2 separate regions of the Mus musculus genome follow, and region 2 is linked to region 1. Evidence: chromatin contacts called from ENCODE Hi-C or POLR2A ChIA-PET data. All regions are on one chromosome and are shown on one strand. The core of a region is the stretch at or near the end of the contact, and the rest is flanking DNA. Distances in the headings are between cores, read along the strand shown. Region 1 holds the start of Wdr61 (WD repeat domain 61). Region 2 has its middle 40 kb from the start of Crabp1.

Region 1 (4,986 bases), core at 1,060-3,559:
ATGTGTGTGTAGGTGTATGTGTGTGTAGGGGTATGTAGGTGTGTGTGTGAGAGAGAGAGAGAGAAGAGAAGAGAAGAGAAGAGAAGAGAAGAGAAGAGAAGAGAAGAGAAGAGAAGAGAAGGTCAGCTATGGGGCAAAGGAACAAACATTAGAAAAGTGGGCTGGAGTCCCTGTTCTGAGGCTTTACAACAAAGGGTTTTAAAGAGGACCACAGTCAGAGGACCTCGAGCGCCCTCTGCAGGACATATGTAACACACCTCCCCTCGCCCCCACTCTAGTTTCCCTCTTTCACTTGCTGAGTAGAAGATAGTGCTCTGCTATTGGACTGCTGATTTAGGTCTTCTCTGGGAAGTCACTTACATATATCCAACTTTTTGACGGAGTAGTGGCAATCCTTTCTGCTGGGCACATGGCGACCTCCCTGTCCTTGTAGGTGTAGACTGAGGCTGTAACTCCGTGGTGAGCCTGTAAGAGGGAGTCAGGTGTGGCAGACATGAGCCTGAAATGCTTCTACACACACGTGACTCTGGGCTGCGTGGTGACACTGCTGTTCTGTGTCACTCTGCTTGCTTCGTCCTGTCTCTGGGTTTGCTCTGTCCAAGCTCGTTGGAAAAGCAGTAAGCCATTTTTTAGGAAGAACCAGAATCCTGGGGCCATGGCCTTCCAAAGAAGGACTGGGTATACTTTCAGAGCCTTTCAGGACAGGGCACACAGCTCTGTCACACCCGCTGTCTTCAGTTTTGCTTGATTTTATTGTGAAATCTTTTCATTGTCTTTTGACCTGCAAGATCACAACTCTTCCTACAGATGTCTCAGTGATGCACAGTTACTCTGTCTCCCAGATTTGCTCTATAACACACATAGAGGAGATCTAGGAACTTTGATAGAAAAATAATTATATTTTTATTTCTCTTAACTTCTAGCAGAAAGGTGATGTTTTTCTTGATCACATATGTGCACAATAAACCAGGAGGCATTAACAGTAATTGACTTGGTCACTAAATCAAACCACAGTATTGTTCCTATTTTATTACAACCACTGAAGATAATTCAAAGCATTGTGTATGTGTATTGATACTTTGAAATCACAGACGGTATTAGATCTGTTGAGCTCAGGTAGGTGTGTTATTATTTTGCATATTTATGGCTATTTTGATGGAATTATTTCCCTTTAATCCTATGTGGATATTGATCCATTTATAAATATTATTCTGAGGCAGGACTCATAGTCTTGATTGCATGTCAAAGACATTCATTGTACATAAGAGGCCTGTTATTCTTGCTTCACAGTAGACCATGCTAATGACCTCATGTGCTTGGTGCTCTGACAGTAGAGAGGTGAAAGGTAGGGGTTTAATATAGTCTTTGAACAAGCATATCTGGAGTTCACATCATAATTATTCAGTCACTGAAGAGCACACGAATAATTCAATGTCCAAATTCTACTGGAATTCTCTCAGTTCTCTGTTTGGCATCTTGAAACAGCACTCTGAGGTATTTTTCGGCTTTGAGTTTGAACGACAGAGTTATAGCCAGGCCTGGTAGTGCAGGCCTGTCACTCTAGAGATACTGGAGACTGAAGCAATAGAAGCAGGAATCCAAGGACTGCCTATGCTACAGAGTTACAGAGTAAGTTATAGGCCAGCCTAGGCAATTTATTGAGAACTTGTTTCTAAATAAATAAATAGATGGCTGGGATGTAGGCCAGCAGGAGCATGCTTGCCTAGCATAGGCAACATCCTGGGTTTGAATTTATGCGCTATTAAAAAAAAATATATAGGGAATGGCTCAGCAGATAAAAGTGGCCGCCTTCAAGCCTGATGACTTGGGTTCCATTCCTGGGCTCCACGTGACAGAGACAACTAAGACACTCAAGTTGTCTTCTGACCTCCATTTCTACACCATGACATGTGTGCACACTCCCATACGTGCACACAACTTTTAACAATATTAAAATGTGGCACTTTAAAAATTACAGAGCTAGGTTGTTTTAGAAAACCTTTATTGTAATGATTTTCGAGCTTTTTGCTGTGGGAGATGGGGGGCGAGGCTGGGCTGGAAAGGAGAAGGAAAGAAAAAGAGGACGAAGAAAAAGCGGGGAAAAAAAAAAAAAGAAAGAAAAAAAAACAGAAGAAAAAACGAACCCGGGAAGTCATCAGAGAAGCTTTCTGAAGCCTGTTAGCAGCAGGCTGCCCTAGGTACTCCCCGCCCACTCTCCCTGGCTCCACCCTCACCCCAACCCCGCACGCCAAGGCAGCAGGGGGGCGCTCTGCCGGTCCCGCCCGCATCCCAGGAGAGGCCCCGCCCCTTCGTTAGCTCATCCACGAGCGCCACGGTCGTGCTCCACTGACGTCAGGCGTGCTGTGCGGCTGGCTGTACGGTGGTGAGTTGGTGTGCTGGGCAGAGTTGGGGAATGGTGGTCTTTGGTGCTGTTGCCTACTAGGGCGAGAGGGCGACTGAACCGGGAGAGTTGGAGGCCACCACAGCAGGTTTGTTCACGGAGGCTCCAGGAGTCCAAGGGTGGCTTTCGTGACTCTATTTAACTTGGCTAGTCCGCGAGGCACGAGTCCCAAGGGCAGACAGAAGGCCCATAGGTGGACTAATTTTGCTCCCAGATAATGTTTTGTGCATCCCGGAAATGAGGGTTGGCTTCTTTGCGGGGTGGGGAGGGGAGTAGTTTCCCCTTAGATAGAGGACTCTGGGGAGGGGAGTAGTTTCCCCTTAGATAGAGGACTCTCTTAATACCAGTCCTATAGTAGTTAGCCACGCTGTTAGGTAGCAAGCTTCACGTCATTGAACACTAAGCAGAGAGTGAGTTCCTTTTATTTCAAGTACCATGTGGTATGGTGCGTTACAGACGTGCCTGAGAAACTTTCATAGACGCATGGGTTAGTCTCTGGGAAGCCTGAAGAAGGACCTTTAAATCCAGCCCCGATAACTGGAAATTTTCCTAAAGAGAGAGATGGCATAGAGGCCTCTTGGGATTCTCTTGGTTCTGAAATTACCTGTCATGAGACATGTCTTAGTAGTAGGAACTGTGTATTTACCTACGCTTCCGTCAGCTGCTCTAAGCCTCTCTCTTCTAGCCAGAAGAACGGAGCTAGTAAGAGTGCCTACTAAACGGCGTTAAGGAAGGTTCAGTGAGCTAATCTGTATAATAGTTAAAATAGGATCTGATGCAGTACGTCCTCAAAGGTTCAGCCTGATGGAACTGCACACCCTATTTTGAGGGTAGCTTTTTAAAAGTTGACTCCCTATAAACCTTCTTACTTGTAAAATTGTCGTTTTTCTCTATTGCCAAGTGTGAGGTTCGTATGGGCAGAGAGGAGGCAGTATCACTAAGAGGGCTGGTCTTCATGCAGTTTGTGTCTCAACTTGTTTGAGCCAAATTGTCAGGAGAGCTTTCTAGTCTGGGCAAGGTCCTGTTCTTGAGTCACAAATCAGTAACAGTCACAAGTCAGCACACCTGATTAAGATCTCTTAGGCCAGGACTATTTAGAAATCATGTGTCTGTCTGAGTTTCTGTTCTTGGTAAACATTTGTTAGTCTTTGGTTTGCATATTTGAAGCAGGTAGCATGAGCCCAGATGTCTGAGCTGTATGTACGGCCTGTTAAGTGAGGATGGAACTGAGGGGCTGTGAACATGGATTAGAAGACAATTCACACTCTTATATTTGTTAATTTCTAGTTGAAATTTAGCATATTCTCCCATTATGTTATATTCTCACATAACAAGTATTAAATATGACTTTGTTAACGGCTTTAGCGATCACAGGTGTTTTCATATCAGAATGTTGTGATGGGATTGTTGTTTGTTTTGAGACAGGGTCTTGCCAGAAAGCCAGGCTTAGTACCTCCAAACAATTAGGATTACGGAACTGCTGGCAGGATGTTGTTTATGTCCTGAGGTTGCGGCATCTTTTAGACTTGCTGATTCTTATAGAATGTGATGATAAGGAGCCATGTGTGTTTTGCTCTCATAAGTTTGGTTTTCATGTTTTGACAAGATTGTTTTCCACATAGAGCCTATGCCTAGATTCTGTTTGTGAATTTTCATACTCGATTATATTTATTTATAATTTTAGAAGATGTGCAGGGTGTTGAATCTTTTGAGTCACGTGATGCCCAGTTCTGAGTTCGCTTCTGCCTTGTTTCTGCTCTCACTCTATGAGAAAGTGTCTTTTCTCTGGGGTTTAGTGCCATGCCTTCTCATTTTTGTGTTTTGGTTGCTTGTTTGGTTTTGGTAGTGAGCCCGTGGTGAAGGTAACCCTCTGGCATGGTGCCGGAGTGATAGCCCATGTTCTTGCCCAGTGCAAGAAAGCTGTAATGAGTCTTAGAGAGAAAAATAAGTATTTTAGATAAGCCCTGTTTAGGTTGAGTTCAGTATTAGTGAATTACTAATGTATGGTCAAACAGAGTCATATGCAAACAAAACAAAGCAAAACCATAGCATGTGATTACATATTGAGCACTTGACAAAAATGTGTCCCAGAGGCTTTCAGTGGCCTACCTCTGAGTCTCCAGAGGAATGGTCTGATACTGCCCACTAGTGGTAACTTTATAGAACATAGTTACCACAGAGAGTGAGCACATACTAGGTTTTCTTTCTAATGCTGTGTATTTTATGTATTTGAAAACAACCAGAGAGAAGGTTTAAGTTTTGCAAGTCTGTTAGCTAAGTGGTGTGCAAAACATACCAAGGCCTTGGGCACGTAAAGGCACTTACTGTCACGCCTAACACCTACCTGGGGAAGAACTGAGTTCCACAAATTGTCCCTTGACAATTTGTGCAGGTGAATACACGAATGCACACATATCCATAAACTCAATGTATGGGCGTATGTGTGTGTGGATGTTTAATAAATCTAAGGTTAATAAAATTTAAAAAGCTTAATATAATTAAGAACTTTAATGAAATTAAATCAGTTCATAAAATATGTTGAGCCTGTTCATAAAATATGTTAGTCTTTGAAAACTGTCACCAGT
Region 2 (4,986 bases), core at 1,690-4,189, 70 kb before region 1:
TGGGACACCGACCCCGGCTCTGGCTGTTTCAGGCTATTTTCCTTAGACACAGGGCACAGGGATGACAAAGGCTTGGTATCAGACTGCCTCTCCCACTTTCTCTGTGACCTTAGGCAAGTGACTTTCTCTCTCTGGGCCACAGTTGCCTTTTCTGTAACATAAGAAAAACACTCCTTGCTGGTGAGATGGCTCAGTGGGTAAGAACACTGACTGCTCTTCTGAAGGTCTGGGGTTCAAATCCCAGCAACTACATGGTGGCTCACAACCACCTGTAATGAGATCTGACCCCCTCTTCTGGTGTGTCTGAAGACAGCTGCAGTGTACTTATTTATAATAATAAATAAATCTTAAAAAAAAAAAAAGGGAAGAAATACACTCCTTACTACTTCATAGGGATAGTATGGGGGGAGGGGATTGAATAGGAATGACCCCCATAGACTCATGTGTTTGAATGCTTGGCCTGTAGGGAGTGGCACTATTAGGAGGTGTGGCCTTGCTGGAGGAGGAAGTGTGTAACTGAAGGGGCGGGCTTTGAGATCTCATATGCTCAAGCTACACCCAGTGTGGCTCACTAAGGCAGGGGCACACGACAGGATGTGGAAAAGTACTTAGCAAAAGTACTCTACTGAGTGGTGCACAGGGTATGATATACACTGGTATACGGGGACTCTGTGGTCATCCAACCAAGCCTCAGTGCCCACCAAGGGCATCAGATGGTTCAGCTCTTCGGACAAGAACTGAGTAGACAGGGTTCTAGGTGGCTCTAACTTGACTGAGGATAGCAGGGGTCAGTGACAGTACCACGGATAGGAAACCTGAGAACCAGACCTGGCTGACGCCCTAGCCCTTGTGATCCCAGTCAACTCACCTACTCTCTGCCTCAGTGCAGAGGGAAGCCCATCCTTGTGTGAGCTTGTGGAGTTGCTACGGTAAACTCTGAGCCTCCCTGAATAATTGCCCTCTCCCCTGATATCCAAAGCCAAGACTCAATCCCAGTAGGGCCCTCCTTCTGCACTCCTCTCAGTGAGAATCTCTAAGGCACCCTTCTGCCCTGAGCTGGTACAAAGTCCTGGTGCCTGGTCGTGCCACACAAGAAAGCAGCAGAAAGCCACAGGGTTTGGCTGTGGTCACTCCCCAGTGGGCCTAGAGTCACTGTCCCTGACTATGTCAGCTCCTTATGTGAAATCCAAACTAAAAGTCCCACTGCTGTTTGTCCCTGTAGTATGCTCCGTGCCTGGGCTCATCACCTCCTGAGGCCTCGGCCTCTCTGGGCTCTGGGTGAAGCATCTGGATTCAGTAGAACCCTCTCATGTGGTAGGGAGCATGACAGAAAGATGGCTCACTTGGGAAGATCTGTTTTGCAACTGTTAATTAGGAAGAGGCTTGACACCTCATTCTCCCTTCCTGCTGTTTTTCCTTCCAGTAAGGCAAACCGGATGCCTCCTGTGAACCCAGGAGGTTGTGAGCTGACTGGGTTATACTCTGTAGCTCAGGTTGGCTTCAAATTTCTGATCTTCCTGCTTCTAACACCCGAGTGTTGGAGTAACAAACACAAGTGCCAATCCCTAGCTTGGCTCTCAACATATATGTTCTCTAACATAGAAACAACCACATATGAAACACGTTCTGTCCAGAGTTTTGATGGGGGCAGGAACTGTGTGAGCTTTGGTTAAAAGGAAAGACAGCTCTCAACCCAGAGTACCAACAAAGATTTCCTGGGGAAGTCTAGAAGCCATACTGGGAAGGGTGAAAGGGGTTCCACCATGACAGGAAAGAAAGGGGTTAGGGGTGCTGGAAACATGTGGAGCCCATGGCAAAGCTGACGACCTGATTCTGTCCACAGAAACTAGAGGTGGAAGGAGAGAACTGACTCCTGAAAGTTGTCCTCTGACCTCCACATGTGTGCCACAGCGCGCGCACACACACACACACACACACACACACACACACACACACACACACAAACAAACAAAATGTGAAGAAAGATCCAGGATATTTGGGTGCACATTTGTAATCTCAGCTCTTGGGAAGCTGAGACAAGAGGACTTCCTTGAGATTGAAGTAATGTGCTAAGTTCAACTCTATCTCAAAAACTAGGAAAGCCAGAGAGAGAGAGAGAGAGAGAGAGAGAGAGAGAGAGAGAGAGAGAGAGAAAGAAAGAGAGATTACCTTCGTCTACTGAATAGCTGTGTGTTCTTGGCTAAGGCATCTAACCTCTCTGTGCTTTAGTGCTTTATGGATACAGTGGGAAGGAGACAGGAAGCTCCTGGGAAATCCTTTCCCCATCTCCTTCCCTTCCTTTCATTCATGACCAATTGCCAGAATCAAATCCTTCCAGAAGGGGAAGACAATAAACGTAGGTAGGACGTATGGTCATAAATGCTTTGGAGAATCTGGTGAGGAAGAGAAGAAAGAATGCGGAGGGGGCTGGAAAACAATCTCAAATAATTTGGTCAGGGGAGGCCTCACTGGTCAGATGGCAATTGATCAACTGCTTGAAGCTCTGTGGCTATCTAGCAGGAGAAATATCCTCTGAGCCCAAGGAAAAGTGTGTGCAATGGCCCTGGGGTAATTACAAGCGTCTAAGGTCCAGCAAGACGGCAGTATGGATAGAATGAAGTAAATCTCCACAGAAATTGCTTCCAAAGATATAATCCAACTGTCAAGGAATTCCCAGCCAGTGTGTAATCAGAGATAACGGGAACCATTTTTACTCCTGGTGTTAGCAGCTGGCAGAGTGTCTGAGGTGACCAGTGTATCTGGAGGCTGTGCTTGGCTGGGCCAGTTGGCTGTGTATGACACAGTGACTGCAAGGATCCCAGAAGCTTCCAGAAGCTTCTCCTTTGACGCACAGGCCTTACAGCTCAATCTGAGCTCAGTGGGTGTGACACGGAGCTGTACGCTCTGCAGTCACAGCTTTCTGGCACTAACACAGCCACCAGCCATGTGCTGAGTCCTCGGTAAGGGTTGTAATTCAGTACTTGACAAAGCAGCTGACATCTTAGTTTTGACCTCCAACAATCCCTCTGCCTTGGCTCTCCCCTGAGTCTACCAGCCCAAAGATTATCCCCTTACAGCTTGAGTGGAGGAATGGCACAGCAAAGCCCCTGGAGTCTTGGGTGCACTGGTTGAGGTGAGGGTGAGTGGGAGTGGGCTCTCAGTTCCTCGGAGAGAAAAGTTATTGGCTGGGAGGTAGGAAAGGAGACTGGGAGCTATGAAGTCCAGGCCAGTGGCAGGAGGTCAGCCAAGCCTTATCCAAGCTCCTTTGGTACAGCTTGATAGTGCCACCTTTGTGTCCTATGTGATCAAGAATGACATGGTGTGGCCCCTGTGTCCTGGGGCCTCAGAAAGACAAGTCACTGGTTTGCGGAAAGGACCTGTGCTGCTGCTGGGTGGAGGAGAGAATCTTTATGGTATATAACACTGCTTCATGTGTGTGTGTGTGTGTGAATGTATATGAGTGTGTGTGTGAGAGAGAATGTGTGTGTGATATGTTTGTGAGAGAGTGTGTGCATGTATGTGTATGTATGTATGTGAGAGTGTGTTTGTGTGTGAATGTGTATGTGTGAGAGAATGTGTGTGTGATATGTGTGTGAATGTGTGTGTGTGTGTATATGTATGTGAGAGTGTGTTTGTTTGTGTGTGAATGTGTGTGCGCGCATGGGTGTCTGTGTATGTGTGTTGGCTAGTGGAGGACATCAGGTGTCCTTCTCTATCACTCTCTACTTTATTCCCTCGAGACTGGGTCTCTCACTGAACCCAGAACTGGCTGATTAGCTCTGTTGGCAGGCAGCAAGTTGCAGATGTCTCTGGCTCTGCCCTTTGCAGTGCTGGGGCCACAGGCATGTGCAGCCACATCCTGGCTTTTTAGGTTTTTTTTTTTCTGGGGATTCAGGCACTTACTTATATAGTAAGTGCTCTTACTCACTGGGCCATCTCCCAGGCCTAGTGAGAAGCACGGCTGGGTATGCAGTCACCCCATGCCCATTTCCTTCACAGCCCTTCCAGGAGTTCAGCACAATTCAGGAAGACATCAGATTAACCAATATCACATTCCTCCCACCTCCCAGAATGGGGACACCCCTCCCCCCCGAAACTGAGTCCATTTAGGATTATTGACAAGTGTGTAGACTTAGATTCTCCCAACAGGATGATTGCTCAATACTAAAGAATTAGTGCCATTGTTCCCTCTTTAGTCACTACTGTGAGGTCACCAAACTGCCACACCCAGACAGAACAAAGATGTGCAGGAATGGCTAAAAGGGGGTTCCACCTCCCTTAGCCTGAGGCTGGACACTCCCCTCTGACCCCTCCAAGGCTCCTTGGATTGGCTGCCGATCAATCACCCCACTCCTCCATCCTGCTAGGCCTGCCAGTCTAGCCTCATCTGGAAAGAATAAAAGCAGAAAAGACAAGACCATGGTCCCCCTAATGCAAACCATTTGTGCAGTCAGCAGCAAATGGATGTGATTCACAGAGATGTGGCAGGAAAAAGGCAGATTGGGCTCATTCTCCCCTGGGCATCCTTAAACTTTCTGGAAGCTGGTTCTCGGCTGCTCTCCATTCCTCGCAGCTGGACTGTGTATACATTGAGAGGTTGGTGGTTTGTAGAAATTCCAACTGGATAAGTTAGACACTGCCTTAATTTCTTATAGGCCATGGCCCAAGATGCAATAATAGACCTGACACACCCAAGAATATTGACAAGAAACTCAATAGTTATCCCGTTGGGTGAATCATAAGCTCCTTGAGGTTGGAAGCATATATAATTGGCTTGGCATTTATCATCCAGCACACAGTTTTAGCTTCACCCCTTTCTAGGCTCTCTTCTCACCACAGGCCACCTAATTCCATCATTTAGACTGACCCCCCTTTCTGGCCCTGGCTGCTGAATACTCTCTTGCCTCAGAGCCTCTGCATGTGCTGTTTCTAGAGCCTAGATTGTTGCCCCTCTTCTATCTGCCTAATGCACCCCATTACTTCTGA

What was found. A loop is a pair of places that touch in the nucleus more often than their neighbours do. ChIA-PET counts read pairs that join two places held with the same protein, here RNA polymerase II (POLR2A).
Region 2: POLR2A ChIA-PET joins it to region 1 with 36 read pairs in embryonic stem cell. The contact joins the enhancer-like site here to the promoter of Wdr61 in region 1. A Hi-C loop is called at or near these places in 4 of 37 maps with a recorded cell type or tissue (ES-E14, T-helper 17 cell, mouse embryonic stem cell and 1 more). POLR2A ChIA-PET finds 5 or more read pairs at or near these places in 4 of 5 experiments (Patski and embryonic stem cell).

Annotation. Positions count from the first base shown.
Region 1 is chr9:54,731,872-54,736,857 of GRCm38, reverse strand. It overlaps Wdr61 (WD repeat domain 61), which reads left to right and starts at 2,309. Exons shown (of 11, transcript NM_023191.3): 1 at 2,309-2,383.
Region 2 is chr9:54,802,409-54,807,394 of GRCm38, reverse strand. No RefSeq gene overlaps it. Among named protein-coding and RNA genes, the nearest start is that of Crabp1, 40 kb to the right of the region's middle. Within about 2 kb of position 2,939, at least 1 of the 3 ENCODE cell types and tissues checked has a DNase peak (open chromatin) inside an H3K27ac peak, as active enhancers do.